Regions from separate parts of the Homo sapiens genome. Here region 1 is linked to region 2. The links are chromatin loops, found by intact Hi-C in ENCODE. Cell type or tissue: dorsolateral prefrontal cortex. All regions are shown on one strand. Each heading gives the region's core, and the rest is flanking DNA. Links, peaks and the distances in the headings are about the cores only.

What was found. Hi-C counts contacts between places; a loop is a spot of excess contacts. Peaks named below come from ENCODE experiments on the same cell type or tissue, not always from the same donor. Only the 100,000 strongest peaks of a DNase experiment are listed, where the experiment ranks them.
Region 1: a loop joins it to region 2, with 1.8 times the contacts of the local background. A loop is called at or near these places in 18 of 110 quality-filtered maps.

The regions. Positions count from the first base shown.
Region 1 is chr2:47,255,632-47,271,371 of GRCh38, reverse strand. All of the region lies in intron 3 of EPCAM-DT (EPCAM divergent transcript), which reads left to right. It overlaps LOC107985882 (a long non-coding RNA gene), which reads left to right and starts at 5,914. Exons shown (of 3, transcript XR_001739451.1): 1 at 5,914-6,239; 2 at 6,380-6,658. RefSeq lists an enhancer at 13,223-13,362. In dorsolateral prefrontal cortex, for the core only: a CTCF peak has its summit at 6,975; DNase peaks (open chromatin) are centred at 6,131 and 6,981; H3K27ac peaks cover 1,943 bases.
Region 2 is chr2:47,040,645-47,045,644 of GRCh38, reverse strand. All of the region lies in intron 15 of TTC7A (tetratricopeptide repeat domain 7A), which reads right to left. Among named protein-coding and RNA genes, the nearest start is that of TTC7A, 100 kb to the right of the region's middle. In dorsolateral prefrontal cortex, for the core only: a CTCF peak has its summit at 2,293; DNase peaks (open chromatin) are centred at 2,193 and 4,345; H3K27ac peaks cover 5,000 bases.

The DNA of each region.
Region 1 (15,740 bases), core at 5,073-10,072, 220 kb before region 2:
CAGCCTGGAGACAGCACCAGAGGAATCTGCATAAAAAGCTTTGCTAACTAGCCTTTATCTACCATTATTTTGTTCAGTTATTTGTCTTTCCACAATTGCCACCCCTAGGGACTCAAGGTCCATTGCTTTTGTCTTGTCACTTCTCTAAAATTGCATTGTTTTTTGTTGAAGATGCTATATAAGAGTTCTAAGTCATCTCTTCAAGGTTTTCTCATTTTCCCTGAGTGTCTCCCATGTTTACATATTAGTAAACTTCTGTGTTTTTTTCTTTTTCTTTTTTTTTTGAGAATGAGTCGCACTCTTGTTGCCCAGGCTAGAGTGCAGTGGCACGATCTCTGCTCACTGCAACCTCCGCCTCCCAGGTTCAAGCAATTCTCGTGCCTCAGCCTCCTGAATAGCTGGGACTACAGGCACCCGCCACCACACCTGGCTAATTTTTGTATTTTTAGTAGAGATGGGGTTTCACCATGTTGGCCAGGCTGATCTCAAACTCCTGACCTCAGGTGATCCACCCACCTTGGCCTCCCAAAGTGCTGGGATTACAGGCGTGAGCCACCGCACCCAGCCCTGTTTGTTTCTCCTTGTTAATCTGTCTTCTGTTACAGGGGTCCCAGCTAAGGACTCAGAAGGGTACAGGGAAAATTATATTTCCTCCCTGACACTATCTTACAATACGTGCTGGACTCTTCCATTGCTCCACTAAATCGACTCAAAGTAACATAATTTCAACCGGCCTTCCTCTGGCGAGCTGCCCATCCCCTTTTTCCCTATCAAGAACACCTCCCTTGACTTGCCTCCAAATCTTTCTCTTCCTTCAAGGCCAGGCTTCAGGAAGAGAATCCCATTCAGTCCCTTCAGGAAGCATTTCCTGACTTTTTCAGCCCATAATGAGTTTTCCCAGCTCTGAATGTGGCATTCACTCCTTGACCCCTTTTTTTTTGGTACCAATTATCCTACTGGGCTTTGTCCTATGGTACTTTTGTACCTGCCTTTTCTCTCTAGCTAAATTGTAATAATTTGGAAGGTAGGGTCCAAGTCTTACTAATCTTTTTCTTTCCCCCTTCCATTCATCATACATTTATTGAGCACCGACTACATACCAGGTATAAAGTCTAGTACATAAGGTCCCAAAGGAGTGTAGGACACAGCCCCCACAATGGAGTTCTGGAGAAAATAAAACACATGGGGCTTGAGAAAAAACAGGGAATGTGTCTCCCCCATGGAGCACTCATCAGAAAAATCTGGAGTGACTTCCTGTGGGAGCACTCAGCATCCTGAATGAAGAAGCAGTCTCATTCTCAGAGGGAGTGGCTGCCCATTCATGGAGACACTCACTCACCCGTTGCCTCATTCATTCATTCATTCATTTGATAAATATTTGTTGAGTCCTCACTTTATCCAAGTGACTCATGAGATTGGTCACACTGCAGCCCAGGGCTGGCTGGAGTGTGTGTGGTGGGGGTGGTGGGGGACACCAGAAGCCCGGAAAGCTTTAGGGGTGTGTCACTTCTTTGTCAGTTCCTGTTAAGAGGCATGAGTCCCTGCTGGAAATGGTCTTGGGAAAGATGGGGTGGGCGTGGCAAGGGCAAGAAAGCTTGGAGTTTCATGGAGGAAAGGAGGATGGATACCAGCCTTCTCTGAGGGCAGGGTGCCAAACCCTGCCTGTAGTTCCCTTTGGAACAGTTTGCTCTGCCAAAGAGCAGGTTCCCTTTAAAGTTCTTTCCTTCCGTGATCATTTGGGGCTTTTCAAACAGCCCCATGAGGCATTGGGTCATATACCAGCCAGGAAAGCTAAGGCTAGGAGATTTATGATTTCCCCCATAGTCACTGGGCTATGTCAGGCCTAGGCTTAGGCCTGGCCTCCCCAGTTTCGTTGTAGAGGGCTATGTTCTTGACACCTTTGGACCCTGTATGCCAGACTTTACACCTGGTATGTGGTAGATACTCAACCTGCTCTCTCAGCAGGAATCAGTCAGAGGGGAGGAATCTCTGGCTCCACATAGTGAAGGAGGCAGGCCTCTGGAACAGAACACTTTAAATTTCAGACCAAAGTGATGGCCTTCATCATATCTAGCCACTGGCAGCTCTTTGGCTCTCACTCAGAAATTAAATGATAACTAATTACCAAATCCTAACTCCAATTGACTTCCAAACTTTACTTATTTATTTATTTATTTATTTATTATTTTATAAAAATATAAATAGAGAGAGGGTTTTGCCATGTTGCCCAGGCTGGTCTCAAACTCTTGGACTCAAGCCATCTGCCTGCCCTGGCCTCCAAAGTGCTAGGATTACAGCTGTGAGCCACCGTGCCCTGCATTTTTTTTTTTCTTAGAGACAGGGTTTTGCTTCACACAGTCTACAGTGCAGTGGTGCCATCATACCTCATTGCAGCCTTGACCTCCTGGGTTCAAGGGATTCTCCTGTCTCAGTTTCCCAAGTAGCTGGGACTACAGCTATGTGCTACCATGCCCAGATTATTTATTTATTTATTTATTTATTTATTTATTTATTTATTTATTTTTTATTTATTTATTTTGTAGAGACAGTGTCTTACTATGTTGCCCATACTGTTCTAGAACTCCTGCAAATTCTTTTTTTTATTTTTATTTTTTTCTGAGATGGAGTCTTGCTCTGTCGCCCAGGCTGGAGTGCAGTGGCGCGATCTCAGCTCAGTGCAACCTCCGCCTCCCAGGTTCAAGCAATTCTCCTGCCTCAGCCTCCTGAGTAGCTGGGCTTACAGGCACCATCATGCCCTGCTAATTTTTGTATTCTTATTGGAGATGGGGTTTTACTATGTTGGCCAGGCTGGTCTCAAACTCTGGCCTCTTGATCCGCCCGCCTCTGCCTCCCAAAGTGCTGGGATTACAGGCGTGAGCCACCGTGCCCGCGCCACAAATTCTATCCTTAATGTCCAAATTCTAACCCCTCCTTTAAATCATTCACTCCTTTATTCTAATGGGAATACATCACTCCACCCCTAAGGGAAACTTGGCCTCTCTCAAATCCTCATAGCCCCCAGTGGGTTCAAGCATCCTGGGGCAATGAGAAGGTCCAAAATAAGGGTTGCATGCATGCCAGGGAGGAGCTGGTGACACCACGAATTTGTCTTCATTATGAAAGTGACCCCCTTTCTCTCTCCAGGTACTCAGGCTATCATGTTGTCCCCAGGCCCTCCTGGAAGGAGGGGAAAAAACATGGTGTTAACCCTTCTAGATATTTTCTAGCAAGGCCTAAAACAGGCAAGGCTTAGCAGAAGAGATGAAGCATTAGCAGAAGGAGTCCAGGTATTTAGGCATGAATTCATTTATTCAGGCATGAATCAGATATAATCCCCACCTTCAGGCGGATTGCGACCTAGAGACAACTGATTTTCTTCTAAGAACGCTTACAATGAGTTAGGTACCAGTGTTACGTATTTTCCATGTTATATTTTATTTAATTGCTACTATCCCATGGAAAAGGAACTATTATCCCATTTTGTGGATGAAGGAACTGAGGCTCAGCACTAGTAAAGGGCAAAGCCAGAGACTGAAAGCCTCCTAAGTCCCCTTTCCTGCATTGTTTCCAGGTGGGGCAGGTGAGAAAAGTGATCCAGTAACCCTGGAGGCTGTTTCTGATTCAAGTCACCTCCTGCACCACCTAGGCCCGAGCTGCAGGCTGTGGAGCCAGGAGATGGGTCCAGATTCTCTCCTAGGCTGCACCCACCTCGGCTAGGCTGAGCCTATTAGATTGCAGGCCCTGTGGGCAGGGCTGTTACAATGGTCGCCTGGCGTCAGTGGTCAGGGCCTGGACCCTGGGAGTTCTGTTGTGTGGTTACTGCTCTTTTCCCTGGTGTGTCATTCTTGTTGACCACCAGGGTTCCAAGCCACTGGAGAGCTTCCCATTGAAGTCACAGCCAGACTTGCTTTCTCCACAAAGTACAAAGCCCTGCCTTAAAGGGAGCAATTCTGCTTCTATTTTATGAGTATTGTAAAATAATGCTATTTAGTAACTGGTTATGTCAGGCAGCTACTCTATGCCCAGCCTTGTGGAGAGGAATGACCCCTGCCCTTAAGGTGCTTACAACGTGGTCATAAAATATATGAACTAATGAGTAGGGCATAATAATAATAATAATAATAATAATAGATGACATCTGTAGAGCATTAACTGCATACCCGGGGCTGCAGCTTTCAACAGGACTATCTCATTTAATGCAAAATAACATCAGCACACATTATCGCAACTTTACTGCTGCAGTATGTAACAGGTGGGAAGAGCCAGGGAAATGGGATCGGAAGAACTTTCAAATTTAAATCTTGTCAAATACTACCTGCATGATGCTTGGAAGGAACCTGGAAGTTACTTAACGTATCTGAACCTCAGCTTCTCTAGCTGCAAAATGGGGAATATTTTAAACCCCTAGGTAAAAAGTTACCTGTGAGTCCTCCAGGAACTCTCTCCTTTGACACACATTCTGGTCAGCCCCACATTCTCCTGGGGGATCTGACTCTTCCAGAGAAAATTCCTGCTAGAGGTGTTAGTCCCTCCCATCCTCAGACCCCATCTACACAGGTGAGCCCCGAGGGCTGAGCACCAGGACAAAGCCTTCCAGCAGTATAGACATTTTTCTTCTTTCCCCCTACTTTGTTGTTTTTTGTTTTGAGACAGGGTCTCACTGTGTCGCCTAGGCTGGAATACAGTGATATGATCATGGCTTACTGTAGCCTCGACCTCCTGGGCTCAGGTGATTCTCCCACCTCAGCCACCCAAGTAGCTGGGACTACAGGTATGTGCCACGTTGCCTGGCTAACTTTTTAAATATTTTTTTCGTAGAGACAGGGTTTCATCATGTTGCCCAGGCTGGTCTTGAACTCCTGGGCTCAAGAGATCCATCCACCTCGGCCTCCCAAAGTGCTGAGATTACAGGTGTGAGCCACTGCACCAGGCCTACTCTCCTACCTTTTGTTTGTGTATTTTTTTGGTAACCACAATCCTTGATGTTTCCTAAAGTCCAGTAGAAGGATCTCATGAAAATTGTGGCATTCCCTCTCAGGATCAGCCACGGCTTTTGCACACTGTTCCAGTTGGAGGAACCAACCACTGAGCATATATTCTTAATAAACACAAAACACACACACACACACACACACACACACACACACACACACACACCTCGGCTCAGTCACCACTGCACCTGGGAAGCCTTCCTTAACTCTCCTGACAGGCTGGTCTCCTCTCTGACGCATGCTCCAGGCACCATCCACTTCCTTCTCCTTTGTTGCTTTTGTCATGGCTATTATTTTACATTTGTTTCTGCAATTATCTGATGAATGTCTTTCTGCGTCTATGCTGTCTCCATCCATGACAGGGATTATGTCTGTTTATGCTTCCCGCTCTCTTTCTACCACTCAGCACGTTCTTGCCACAGACTCTCAATAAATGTTGATGCATAAATAATGAATGACAGATGAGATGGATGGATGGATGAGCCTGCAGGATATGACAGGCAGAAGGGAGGGAAGGGATTACAACAGATATGCCTCCAAGGTAGAAGACAGCTTGGGATCAGGGCAGGCTCAATCTCTGCATAGTGGAGTAGGTGGCTGCCTGTAGTGCAATTTCAGGGTCACTGGGAAGGCCCTCCTCCACCTCCACTCCAGTGCATGACAACCATTTTATAAAAGGAGATGAAGCCTTTTGTTCCCCAAAGTGTACAGAGCTCAGGCCTGAATCCCACACTCCTGGGGGTGCCAGAGGGGCTCAGGGGCTTACATTCATAGTGCTAAGGGGTAAATGACTCATAGAGGCTTCCCTAAGAGCAAAGTGTGATTAGGGGGAGGGGGCAGTGTGGAGGAGGAGGGGAGAGGGAACTGGGGAGCTAGGATGGAACCCACATGGGGGAAAGGACCCAGAAAAGGCCAACCTTGACCTGCAGCATTGTTTTGCCTCTGCTGCACACAGCCCATTTCTACTGGGAATTAACAACCTTTTTGGTAAACCTGGTTCTGCAAATATTTGACGTCTGGAAAACTTTCAACAAAGACGGCGTTCGGAAGCCTGGCTCGGAGGCCCCAGGATGACAACCTAATTACATTCCTTTTAATAGCTCCTTCCCAAGTGCTCAGTCAGGGACATCTGCTCTGCCGCGGTTGCACCTTCAGGGAGGAATATTTTTAACACCGTCATGCCACAAAAGGAAACTTCTGAAGGCTGGATGAAAATGGCCTCTGCGTTCCCAGAGCCTCAGGGCCCAGGTAGGGCCTCAACTTCTCCCCCACTCCTTTCAGTACCACCCCCCAAAACAGGGCCAGGCTCCTTTCACAAGCAGAGGAGGTGGCTGGCTTACTAGGAAGTGTCTTTTTTATAATCTTTTTTAAAAATCTTCCTTTTTCAGTTTTCACAGAGGTAAATTCAATGTGCCAGGCCATCTCAGCCTCGCCCAGCTTTCCGTGTTAGCAGGGTGTCTGAAATAACCGTCCAGAGCACAGCAGAGCCACTGGTGCCAGCCCTGCGCGCTCCCACTGGGCCCCATCAGTCAGGGTGCTTTCTGCTCCTGGCTGCTTCTACCTGTTTACTGGACTTACCTCCACACCCCAGCTGGGGGTCCCCCGCCCAGACCCTTGCTATGGCAGAAGCCCCTGGGATCAACAAGGAAAATGCAAGGAGCCGAGAGGTAATCTACTCCACATTCTCTCCCCGCTTTCTGCAGACAAGTTACCTGAGGCCCGGAAAGGCAGAGAGTGGCTCAAGGAGTTAGCATTAATGCCGGGTTCACTCCCCTATTTTCAGCCAAAGAATGTGTTTGGGTGAGAGCTGCTCTGTTCATAAGTTCATCAAAAACACATCGGCAGGCCCTTGATTGAAGAGTGACCTCTTTATCTAGCAGCCTATTCCCTTTGACAGAGGAAGACCTCTGGAGCAAGAGGGAGCACCTGACCGGCTCTGGCCCCAACACCCATGTGCCCATCAGAAAGGAGCTGCTGAGTGGCGAGGGGGCGCTGTGCCGTGTCTGCACTGATGTGATTTTTAAGGATGGATGCCTTTTTTCATGAGAGGCTCTAGCACATGACAAGGGCACCATGGAGACTTTGTACTTACGCTTCCTCAAAGTCCTTCCCGTACTTTCAGTGAAGACAAAGCAGCAGCATTTCCCTGCAAGTGCCTAGGAGCAAAGAGTGAAAGCTTTACTTTACCCAGTGGAGATCTTCATTTCTCAGCCCACAGTCTGCTGGCCATCGGCTGGGTGCTGTTCCTTTCACTGCACACATAGTCTTTGTTGCCTTTTCCCTTCAGCTCTGATTTTTTGGTTGTTTTGTGTGTGTGTGTGTGTGTGTGTGTGTGTGTGTGTGTGTGTGTGTGTGTGCTTTGTTTTTTGTTTTGAGACAGGATCTTGCTCTGTCACCCAGGCTGGAGTGCAGTGGCGTGATCTCTGCTCACTGCAACCTCCACCTCCTGGGCTCAAGCAATTCTCATGCCTCAGCCTCCTGAGTAGTTGATACTACAGGTGTGCACTACGAGGCCTGGCTAATTTTCGTGTTGTTAGTAGAGACGAGGTTTTTTGCCACGTTGGCCAGGCTGGTCTTGAACTCCTGGCCTCAAGCGATCTGCCCACCTCAGCCTCCCAAAGTGCTGGGATTGCAGGTGTGAGCCACCGCACCCGGCCCGGCTTCAGCTCTGATTTGACCATCATAGACGTCCCTGGTTCCCTCAACTCTGGACTTAAGCCTCCATGGCTAACCAGCTGTCCGTTCTTTAGGCCTTCCTTTATTCAAATTCTGGAGGAAGGAATCTGATGGACTCAGTTTGCCTCTGGCTCCGGAAGCCCTCCCTCTAGGGTGCCAGTGTCTGGATGCAGTGGTCTTCAGTCAGGTGGACCTTCAGGGCTAATCCTTATCCACTTTGCATGATGGCAGGCCTGTGCTGCTTCCCTGAAAGGACTCTTGGGCATGGTGGACAGTCCACTGCTTGGCCCGGGTAGTACACAGGGGTGCTGTAGCTTGCAGGAAAGACCAAGGAGGCAACATGGCTGGGCAAAGGTGGGGCAAGACCTCGGTGATGTGGTCCAGCAGGGACCGTTAAAATTGGAAGAACAATTAAGTGCTCAACAAGCATTATGATGGAGAATTCTCAGGGGTTTTGGGGGCAGGAGGGAAGTGCACTGTGCGTGCAGCAAGGCTGGTGCCTGTGGTGAACTTGACTTATTCACCACCTCCACCAAGGCCATGATACAAGAATCAAATGCTGCCACTGCTACTACTCCTAGCCAACACTTAGTGCATGCCAGATATGATTCTATGTGCCTTCCATTTATTAACTCATTTAATTCTTTCAATGCCCCCTGAAGTAACTGCCATTCTCATTTTACCTGTGAAAACATGGAGGCTCAGAGAGATTATGTAAAGAAAAGGTCACATAGCTAGTACGTGGAGGAGCTGAGATTCAAACCCAGGAAGCATGTGCTCTTTTTTGTTTTCTTTTTCTTTTTTTTTTTTTCCTGAGGCAGGGTCTCCCTCTGTTACCAAGGTTGGAGTGCAGTGACGTAATCATGGCTCACTGCAGTTTCGACCTCCTGGACTCAGGTGATCCTTCCACCTCAGCCTCCCGAGTAGCTGGGACTGCAGGCACACACCACCATGTCTGGCTAATTTTTAAATATTTTTTGTAGAGATGGAGTTTCACCATGTCACCCAGGCAGGTCTTGAACTGCTGGCCTCAAACGATCCACCTACCTTGGCCTCCCAAAGGGCTGGGATTACAGGCCTGAGCCACTGCACTTGGCCGGCTTGTGCTCTTAATTGCTTTGCTATACTACCCTGCTGATAGAAGCAGGCGGCCACCTCCACCAAGCTGTTTGAGGAATGACATGCAGTCCTAACTGCCTTAGAATTTCTCCCCTCAGCTCTGTCATGCTTGTCACCTTTCTTAGGGTTCAGAAATTTCTGCTCTCAGTCACTAGTATAGTGGAAGATAGGGTGACCTCTGGAGAGCCCTTTGCCCTCTCCCATTAGACTTTCAGTCCTAAGCTACTACAAAATGAGCAGGGTGCATGTACTCTTAGGAGGAAGGGAGTTTTCAAAGGCTGGGGGTTGAAGGCAGTAACAGGTAATCTGGAGCTAATCTTGTACCGAGGCAGAGAAAGAAGCCAATAATACTTAGCTTGATTTGAGAAGTCTCAGGGAAGAAACTCACCACCCCAATACCTATCATTCCACCATTGTAGTTTGAGAGCAGCGCTGACCCATATAATTTTCTGTGGTGATGAAAATGTTCCATATCTATACCGTCCAGTTCAGCAGCCACTAGCTGCATGTGGCTAGAGAGCACTTGAAATTTGGCTGGTGTAATTGAAGAACTAAACTTCAAATTTTAATGCATCCAATTTTTTTTATTTATTTATTTTTGAGACAGAGTTTCACTCCTGTCGCCCAGGCTGGAGTCCAGTGGCGCGATCTCGGCTCACTGCCACCTCCACCTCCCAGGTTCAAGTGATTCTCCTGCCTTAGCCTCCCGAGTAGCTGGGATTACAGGCATGCGCCACCACACGTGGCTAATTTTGTATTTTTAGTAGAGGCAGGGTTTCTCCATGTTCAAGCTGGTCTTGAACTCCCAACCTCAGGTGATCCACCTGCCTCGGCCTCCCAAAGTGCTGGGATTACATGTGTGAGCCACTGCGCCCAGCCTTATTTTATTTTATTTTTGAAATGGAGTTTCGCTCTGTCACCCAGGCTGGAGTGCAGTGGCGCGATTTCGGCTCACTGCAACTTCCACCTCCCAGGTTCAAGCGATTCTCCTGCCTCAGCCTCCCGAGTAGCTGGGATTACATGGATGCATCACCACACCCGGCTAAGCTTTTTGTATTTTTAGTAGAGACGAGGTTTCATCTGTGTTGGTCAGGCTGGTCTCAAACTCCTGACCTCAAATGATTCGCCCGCCTCAGCCTCCCAAAGTGCTGGTATTACAGGTGTGAGCCACTGTGCCTGGCCATGAATCCAATTTTAAATGAAAATTGCCATATATGGCTAGTGGCAGTTATAATGGACAAGGCAGTTCTTGAGGCCTCCTTTAGAATATACATCCCACTGGGAGGATCGTACCTTTAGCAGTTATCTGCCAAAACCTTAGTTCAGGTAGTGCAGGCTGGGGACAAAGCTGCCAGGCAGGTGCCTTTCATCTGGCCAGCATCAGTGCTGAGGATCTCTAAGTCTGAATGCCCTCGGGCAGGGGAGGTGCTGTCCAGTCTCCATACCCCCTTGTTTTACTCCAGAGCTGAGTCACAAATTTTGTCACCTCTGAAGGCAATCCCTTAGTAAAGCCCTTCAGTCATTCTCAACGGTGTTTCATTTACTCCTTACAGCAGCCCTGAGATGGAGATGGGATTAAAATTGTATCTATTTTATGGGTAAGAAAATGCAGGTTCGCAGAAGCCCTCAGGAAGCGCCGTTCTCCAAAGCCAGCCCTACCTTTCCTGTCTCGTTTGAATAGACATTAGAAGCCAAGGACTTGCATCTGGGGCCTCCTGTCTGCGGAGCCTTGTTTTGTCCCGGCCATCAGCTCCTGTTGCCTTCAGAGTGCCTTTTCCCCAGTGCTCCATTCTTGTTTTTATTCAACCATCATCTTGATTCTTTTTTGTTTTTGAGACACAGTCTCGCTCTGTCGCACAGGCTGGAGAGTGCAGTAGTGAGATCTCAGCTCACTACAACTTCCGCCTCCCGGGTTCAAGCAATTCTCCTGCCTCAGCCTCCCAAGTAGCTGAGATTACAAGAATGAGCCATGACACCCAGCTAATTTTTGTATTTTTAGTAGAGACAGGGTTTCACCATGTTGGCCAGGCTGGTCTCCAACTCCTGAGCTCAAGTGATCTGCCCACCTCAGCCTCCCAAAGTGCTAGGACAGGCATGAGCCATCGCGCCCGGCCTTGATTCACTTTTAATGCAACCCAGCTGCTGTCCCATGGCTTACTTCATACAGCACATACACTTGCCCATGCTCCTGCCTGCCTGCCTGCCTGCCTGCCTGCCTGCCTGGGCTTCCAGCCTTCTGTGGTGCTGCCAAAGTTGAACCATCAGCAGATTTAACTGGGTGAACTGGGAGGGAAGATAATCCTCCAACTCTACCACCAGCCCATGCCTGCACCCCAGCCTCCACTCCACATCAAACCTGATCCTACCTGCATCCCAGTTGTCCTTTGACTTTATGCTGCTTTTCTACCAGCTTCTGGAATTTAACACCTGCTTGACTCATGCCCCCTTCCTGCATGGCCACCTCTGCCCCATCAACCACCTGGCAGGACCCACACTCACCTTTCTTGTCTCTCTGACCATGGCAGTCCACACTGAACTCCGTCTGCCTCTCTGACTTCCCTATCACTTACTTCCCCCTTTTTTGACTTAATGTTTACACTACTTTTTGACAGAGTAGTTAAGGAAAGAGCCCTGCCTGCAATTAGGAGGTGCAGGTTGTGTGAACTTGGGTGAGTAATAATTTGGCCTACCGGATTCTCCATTTCCAAATTTTGGGGATTTTCAGGGATTGGACCAGATCCATAATTTTTCAAACCGGTTTTTTTCAGGAAGGTTCTTCAGAGGTTGTTTTGATGGGTAGAGAGTGGTGGGGAAGGGAGCCAAGTCAATAGGAGCTTTAGGTTTCCCCTATTCCTTTCCACTAGAGATCCCACTCTGAGTGGCAAATGGACTCGGCTTCTAAATGCTACTGAAAGAAGAAGGAGAGGAGAGAAAGGAAGAAAGTGATTGAAAGCCCCAGATTTCTGGGCCTGGTGGCTCATACCCACCTATTATCCCAGCACTTTGGGAAGCCAAAGCAGGAGGATTGCTTGAGCACAGGAGTTCAAGGCCAGCCTGGGCAACACAGAGAGACCCCATCTCTACAGAAAAATTAAAAATTAGCTGAGCATGGTGGCAAGAGCCTGTCATCCTAGCTACTCAGGAGGCTGAGTTGGAGGATTGCTTGAGGCTGTGGGGTCAAAGCTGTAGTGAGCAGTGATCGTGCCCCTGAATTTCAGTCTGCAGAACAAGACCTTGTCTCAAAAAAAAGAAAAAGAAAAAAGAAAACCCCAGATTATTCATAATTAGATGATCCAAAGAGACTCTTGCAGCTCTAATATGGCAGAGTCCAAGTCTTTCCCCCCGAGGTGAGTTATAGGCATCTTGAGGGCAGGACCCACACCTGAGACATGGTTGTGTGCAGACCTCACAATGGGAGCCCAATGCCTGTGGAATGAAGGAAGGAACAATGAACCCTCTCTTGTTCTCATCTGTGATGTTGCAGTGTATCTCCCCTCACCAGCCAGACTGACAGGCTTGGTTCTTGCCCTTTTTGTGGTTTCGCCAGAGCTCCTAGCACAGAGCCTGCAGTCTGTCCACAAACCCTTCTTTCTAATTAGATGACCTCGTCAGGTGGGGGTGAAGGAAGGACCTCTGGAAGACACAATCTGTGAACTATAAAGCAGTGACTTTAAAGTACAATAAAACAGGCTGGGCGTGGTGGCTCACGCCTGTAATCTCAGCACTTTGGGAGGCTGAGGTGGGCGGATCACCTGGGGTCGGGAGTTCGAGACCAGCCTGACCAACATAGAGAAACCCCATCTCTAGTAAAAATACAAAATTAGCTGGGCATGGTGGCACATGCCTGTAATCCCAGCTACTTGGGAGGCTGAGGCAGGAGAATCGCTTGAACCCGGGAGGCGGAGGTTGCGGTGAGCCAAGATCGTGCCATTGCACTCCAGCCTGGGCAACAAGAGTGAAACTCCATCTCAAAAAATAAATAAATAAATAAAATAAAGTACAGTAAAACAATGTCAAAGCCCTGGGTGTAAGTCCTGCCTCCTTTACCACTTTCACCATCTCCAGCAAGTGACTTAAGTCCCTCTGAACCTCAGGTTTCTCAGCTGGATAATAATGCTTATGGTTTGCTTAGTATTTTGAAGAGACACTTTCTATCTAGACCCCTAGGCTGGGTGGGTAGGGTCATAAGAAATTCCCCTCTCGCCCTGAAACATTGTGCTCTCCCTGATATGGGCAGCTGAGAGGTATATTAATTGCTTCTTCATAGTCTGCTAGGCCCAAGATGAAACCACAACTGAAAGATTCATGGTTGAGACGTGAGAAGCAATCACTTGCTAATAAAACCCACACAGTAAGATGAGCCTTATAAAAACCACCGCAGAGTGACAGTGGCCAGAAGAGCTGCTTGGGAAGGGAGGGGACAGGACAGGGTGTTTCACTGAGGGAAGCCATGGGCCAGCCTGCTGGGACCAGCTCACAGGACACAGAAGAAAGCCATGGGGTTGGTGTGGCCTCAGAGATGTCATTTCATCTGCCAGGACCTGTGTCTACAGACTGTGGCTGGTGGGCCAGGCACAGGGCCTTCCTGGGGGATAAAACAATGAGGTCAGAGGGATTCCCCCCAGCATCACACCTCTCCTTTCAGTGGCCTCTCCCCTCCTTCCCATCTTCTTCAGATGCCCAAAGCCTCTGGAACAAGAAACAAGGAGAATGTCAGGCACTAGCAAGGAGTTCATTGGAGCACTTCTCCCACCCACCCCCACGACCTCTCTCAGAGGGGGCTGCATCTCCAGGGAATCCTGGAGAACGTCAACAGAGTTTTGTGAAAATATAATTGATGGGATTTAAAAAAACCAGATTTTAATTAAAATGTAGATTTCTGGCTTCTTTTGGAAAATGGAAGAACCAAAAGGGCTTGTCTCACATTCTCACTGGGTATGAATTGGAGGAGCTCAGCAGCTGCTGCCCTCCATAAAGGAGGCATTTATTTTATTATTATTATTATTTTTTAAGATGGAGTCTCACTCTGTCACCCAGGCTAGAATGCAATGGCGCAATCTCAGCTCACTGCAACCTCTGCCTCCCAGGTTCAAGCGATTCTCCGCTTCAGCCTCCCGAGTAGTTGGGATTACAGGCGCACGCTACCAGGCCCAGCTAATTTTTGTATTTTTAGTAGAGATGGGGTTTCACCGTGTTGGCCAGGCTGGTCTCGAACTCCTGACCTCATGATCCACCCACCTTGGCCTCCCAAAGTGCTGGTATTACAGGCATGAGCCACTGCACCCCGCCCGAGGAAACATTTATTAATACTTCTCGGTTTGCTGCAGTTCCTGCCTCTCCCAATTGTTCCCTGTCATTATCTGGCCTCTTTCTTCCATTTGTGCCACTGCCTGGCTCCTGCAGCATCTGAGCTTGTGGCCTTAGACTTTATTCAAAGAAATTACTTAGTAGTAGGAGGAGCACAGAGATGCATGAATATTTCTGGGCAGAGGAATATCTCCTTGTTCCTAATACCATTCCATTCTGGAGGCCGTCCCTCCTAAAGAAGCGAATCCTACCACACAGCTTCACAGATTGAGGTGCCCAATAAACTGCCAAAGGATTAGGAAGAAAGTTTGCATCGATCGGCACAGCTCCCTGCCCCCACAGCCTGCCCCCTCCAGCACCAACAGCTGCCTATTTTGTTACCACCAGCGAGTTGAGGCTCTGATCCCTCATCTCTCTGTGACCCAGGCTGGAGTCAGCTTTGTGCCTGGACCAGCCTGACCTTGCAGTTTGTTTTGTTATCAGGGCCTTTTGCTTTGTACCTACAGACTGCCTTGTTTGGGGTAGCCCCTCGCCTGAATGCTTGCCTTGGTTTCCTACCAGCCCCTCAAAGCTCTAGGAACAAATTGAATTCTGCCCTGCCCCTCCCACACAAAGTCTGCAGCTGAGCCTCACCCCTGGAATGCCTGTTGCTTCTGCTAGACTCCTTAAGCTGCAGGGCTTCCTTGATCCACTTCTGCCTATCCTGGAGGCTGACCTGCTCTGATCCCCTAGGACCTAGTGACCCGCAGTATGCCTCACCTATTGCCTGCCTGGCCCTGTGCAGGATGATGCCAGCAGAAGCAAAACTTGTTTGGAGAGTAGGAGTTAGGTGGGATTTTGACCCCCACGTACTCCCTCGGCCAGGCATCTTTGTGCACAATGTATGATGACCCTGAGTATGTTCTCCTGGGCCCTGAGCACCGGGCATCCCTATGTGGCCTCATCCTCTCACTAACTCACCCTTAATTCTGATACTCACCTCCCAGTTTCCTATCATTTCCTCTTCTTCCTTGTCTGACTCCTAATCCTGGGGAAGCAAACGGTTAATATAAATAATAATAATAATATTGAGATTCTGTTTGAGGCAGTGTACCAAGCATGACACATACATTATTATATATATATATAAAATATACCATATCATACCATGTCATATATATCATATAATATATATGATACATTATATGTCATATATAATATATGATACATTATATGTCATATATATGATATATTATATGTCATATATAATATACGATATATTATATAATATATCCCATATATATTATCCCATATATATCCCATATATATAATATCCCATGTATAATATATGATATATTATATATCATGCATATAATATACAATATATTATATAATATACAATATATCATATATTATATAATATACGATATATCATATATATTATATAATATACGATATATTACATATAACATAATATACGATATATTACATATAATATAATATATGATATATTACATATAATATAATATACGATATATTACATATAATATAATATACGATATATTACATATAATATAATATACGATATATTACATATTATATAATATACGATATATTATATATATAAAATATATCGTATATTTTATAATATATATATATTTTTTGAGA
Region 2 (5,000 bases), core at 1-5,000:
CTCCCCTTATATAATCCATAGGATTAAAGTGACGTGAAATCCTTTTCAATCACCATTTAGGGACAGTTACCGTGCAATGAGAGCAAGCAACTTCAGAATTTCTTTCGACCTGAAAACCTAAAGTCCTCTGAGGTAAGACCAGTGTGGGGAGTGGCCCTTAGAATGGTTGAGAAGAAGAGCTGGTCCCACCTGGAGGCAGGACCTCAGCGGGGATGGCTGGCTCCCTCCCTCTACCCTGGACACAGCAGGCACAGCCAGAATGCTTCTCACAGGCCAGTCATGACACTTGCTCATCAAGAGCTGGGGTGGAGCCCTGGAGGCCCTGCTGTGACTGGTGTTGGCCCTTCAGATGCTGGGGAGGTCTGGGGGTTCTGGAGGGGTCCAGGCAGTGGCTATACAGCAACCAGTATGGAAGTCCAGTCATATTTTCACCCAACCAGCTGCCTGGGCAGCCTGCGAAGAGTTTGAACCACCGAGGGCCAGACGGCAGCACCTCCCGGTTCTCACCAGTGGTGAGTAGTGAGGCCCTTTCTTCTCAGTATCACTGATGAGCAAGACCACGGTACTGTCAGGGCCTGCACTTGATCACTGCCCGGAGGTTCTACCAGCCCACCTGAGGGTAGCACACAGGCCTGCTCCATCGGAGGGTCCCTACCCAGACTGCGAAGGCTGCAGGTGCCACCCGGTGAGGCCAGGCCTGCCCCTGGCAGTTGCCCCTCTGATCTTCTCTCTCAGCTGGGCCTCTGCCCTAAGACCTGGGCTCCCAGCTTCATGAAGCCCTCTGATGTCCTTACTCTCTGCCCATCTTTCCATACTTTGTCTCTTAGATTGCAACTTGGTAGAGAATGAAGAGGGTGGAATTTGCCCCAGGATTTTCAGAAGAGGGGATTTCTGGACAAGTATTTTTCTTCCTCACTGCATCCCCAAAATGCCTTTCCTGACCCTGCACACGGGTTGCCCCCCAGATACCAACTCTCCTCTTCATTTTCATCCATCCCAAGCCTGGCTTTAAATCCCACCTCTCTCAATTCTTAGGATGCCCTGCACCCATCTTGGAACATAGAACTAACGACCACCTGGCTTGCCTATCAGGTCCCAAGGGCAGAAACCGGGATCCCCCTAGCATGGACTGCACGGACCTGAGTGCACAGCTGGCAGGACACAGCCCTGAGTAGGAATGACCCCAGTGGGCAACTGCTGGGGACAACTGGTCTTGCCACTGTACTCTCCTTCCGCAGGTTTGCAAAGGATCCAACACTCCATAAGTATCAGGGGCCTGTGCTTTCGGGAATATGAAGAAGAAAACACAATGGCTGCCTTCGAGACAACAATTAGAGCGCTATAAATGACACACTGCCCAGAGAATCAAGGGCTGAATTTTTGGATCAGACTCAGTACAGGGGAAGAAACAGGAAAGGGGTCTTGCTGGAGCTGGTGTTTGGTGAAAAGCAGGGTGGAGTGGGACTTGGCTGGGAGTCAGGGAGAGAGAAGAGGCTCCGGTGTGGAGGGTGGGGCAGCTGGTTGAAGCAGCAGGTGTCAGTGAGGTGGGAAAGCCCCTCCCTCAGTCAGCCAAGTCCCCTGGGCTGGGCTGGTTCCTGGGGACAGCTCCCTGGGGACAGCTCCCTGGGCAGGCCAGCCCTGCTGCATTCCCCGGGCCCTCTGCAGGCATCACACTTCTCTCTGCCAGAGCCCCCTTCTCATTTTCTTCATCTTTGAGGGCCGGAATGGGTCTAGGGCAGACCCGACCACACCATGTGCCTGGCAAAGAAGTGGATGAAAACTGAGCTGGCATCACAGTAAGTTCTACCAAAGGCAGGCTGTACCTTTGCAGCTGCTGACATTCCATTAGCATGAGTGGCCCAGAGCGGATTTTCTCAACCCGACCACATCCTTTCTGGGCTGGGGCAAGTGCTCCACCAGTCACTCTGGTCTGATCTTTCACTCCAGGATCCTGGGAGGATCCAGATTTGCTCCTGAGATTTCCTTGGGCTGGCAGGTGAGCGCTGCCAGAGGGATTTTCTTCCACAAAGAACCCTGACCTGTGGTCCTCACCTTCTGTGCCTCTGTATGGCCTTCACAGCTTTCCCACTCTGGCTCTACCCTCCCTTCCTGCCATCCTCCCCATGACCTTGGGCGCTGGTACACTGATCACATGGGTATTAGCAGCTCCCTGAGCCTCGGAACAGGCTCCGGGACTCATCCGTGCTGTGCTTCTGCTGTAGCCTCTGCTGAGATCACCCTTTCCCCTCTGACATTCAGCCAGCTCCTAACCAGATGTCGCCCTCTGGCTTTCTGTATCCCCATGGGGGCTGTGCACAACCCCCTCTAAGACAGCCTTCCTGATGTCAGGATGTGGTTATCTGTGCCTCTGCTGGCTTGCCTCTAGTTCACTGCAGAACTTTCTCCCACTTCCAACAGGGATCAGCAAACAACTCCACTCCCTCAGAAGGAGCAACTCAGCTGCTCTTCTGACTAAGGAGCACAGGCCCCCTCTCCATCCTGTCCACTGCAACGGGTAGCTGCTTCTCCTCACCCACCTATCAATGCTTAGCCCATTTCTTCAGGAAGCCTGGCGGAGCCCTGGCATGCCGTCAGGACTGGTGGGTGACATTCTGGGGCCCTCACAGCCAGGGGGAATCGAAGCTGTGGCCACAGCCTCACCAGAACGCTGTGACTCCTGGGGGAAGCTGGGGGGAGGCTGCTGGCAGTCGGGGCTGGGGATAGAGTAGGCAAGCCTAGGCTCCCCTTCCCCTTGCTTACCTGTCTTATAAACCAACTGAGCCTAAAACACCACTTGAATAAAGGATTCTGAGACTAAAAAAACTATTTCAATCCCACGGCTCCAGCCCTCCTCCAAGATGTCCCTATGTGACCACGCTGTCCTTCTCTGAATGTCTGGCACTGTGTTCCATTAGCACTTAATTACTTTATACATATATATACACACACACACACACACACACACACACTTGGGGCTCAGGACACACCACCCTAAAATATGACTGTTTGAGACCAGAATATGCCACCCCAAAATATACTTTGGCATATTTTATATTTTGAGTTGGTTATTCCGAGAAACTGCAGACACAGAGTAGCTCTGAAAAGCTGCCCTTTTATAAAAGAAATTTCCTTTTTTTTTTTAAAGAGACAAGGTCTGGCTCTGCTGCCCAGGCAGAGTGCAGTGACGTGATCATAGCTCATTGCAGCCTCGATCTCCTGGGCTCAAGCAATCTTCCTGCCTCAGCCTCCTGAGTAGTTAGGACTAACAGGCATGGGCCACCACACCCAGCTAGTTTTTTAATTTTTTGTTAGACGGGGTCTCACTATGTTGCCTAGGCTGGTCTCAAACTCCTGGGCTCAAATGATCCTCCTGCCTCAACCTCCCAAAGCATTGGGATTACAGGCATTAGCCACACTGCCTGGCCTAGAAACTTCCACCTCTCAGGGAAATCTACATTAGTAAAAGTATCTATAAAGAAGAGGGCTGTTCCTGACAACTTCTATCACCCGAGAGATTTTTATCTGCATAACAAAAGGACCTTTATTCATCATCTCCTCTCTGTCACCCTCCTATAACTTGTCTCTACCACCCGCAGGAACCCCAATCCCCTTTTCCTTTCTGTAGCTCCAGATGCTATTAAGCTTCAATCATCCCGTCTTTCTTCGAATCTCATACTTGGTGGGACTTCTGTGCATACGTATATAATTAAATACGTTTTTTTTCCCGTTAATCTGTCATTTCAATTTAATCTGTAGCCCAGCCAAAGCCCTCCTCCCTAGAAGGGTGGAGGGAAGCCATTTTCCCTTCCCCTACTATGTATATAATCTTTTTTTGCCACCTAGGCTTAAGAGTTTAATAGTAAACTCATATCAAGCTTTTTTTTTTTTTTTGAGACGGAGTTTTGCTCTTGTTGCCTAGGCTGGAGTGGAATGGCGCAATCTTGGCTCACCGCAACCTCTGCCTCCTGGGTTCAAGCAATTCTCCTGCCTCAGCCTCCTGAGCAGCTGAGATTACAGGCATACGCCACCAGGCCCGGCTAATTTTTTGTATTTTAGTAGAGATGGAGTTTCTGCATGTAGGTCAGGCTGTTCTTGAACTCCTGACCTCAGGTGATCCACCCACCTTGGCCTCCCAAAGTGCTGGGATTACAGGCTTGAGCCACCGCGACTGGCGTATCAAGCATTTTTAATGTCAGACATTCTAGAATCAGTGTGCAGCCAGCCCGGCCTATGGATGGTGAAACCACCGTTTATCTTGTCCTGTGCCTCATCGTGCGTCCCCACCTGGTCTGCAAGTGCCTGCAGGCAGGGCCCCGCTGCCCTCCCCCAGCGTCTGGCACAGTGCTGAGCACACAGTATCTGCCTAGTCCTGGAGCCTGTTACTTGATTCCCCATAGCTGCAGTGTGGGCCGGACTCCCACAGCTGACAAGCAGAGCGCTGGCCAATTCCATTCCAAACTGTCCAGAAGCAAAGTTTTCCTCCCTGTGAAAGCAGGACCTGGGGAGGAACAGTGGGCTCCAGATGTGGAATCTTCTGGCTCCTCCTGACTGGGGTGGGGGTGGAGGGCCTCCATCCCAGGGGACAGTCACTGGGCAAGGCCAAAAAGTATCACTGAGGAGAGTCTCTGTGATCGAAACGCCTGAATACCGAAATCCAGCAGCTTTCAACATTTATGCCCTCCGACAAGAGCCATTCCAGAAGAGCAATGGTCACAGTACTGTCCTCGAGCCTCACACTGTGTCGTTACTCAAAGTGAATACACACTGGCCCAGGAATTAGAAACCCAAGCCAAAGTCCAAGCTCTGTGGTCACCCAGCTGGGCATGTCACAGGTCCCACACCTGTACAACAGGAGTAAAGTCACCTGTCCCACGAACTTCCACCAGGCTGAACTGTGATGACCTCTAAGTAGCAGCTGCATTCAGCTCTCCAGCACACAGGGAAGGGACTCCTGCTTTGAAGCCGCAGGCCGGCCCGATCCCAAGAAGCAAGTTTCTAGG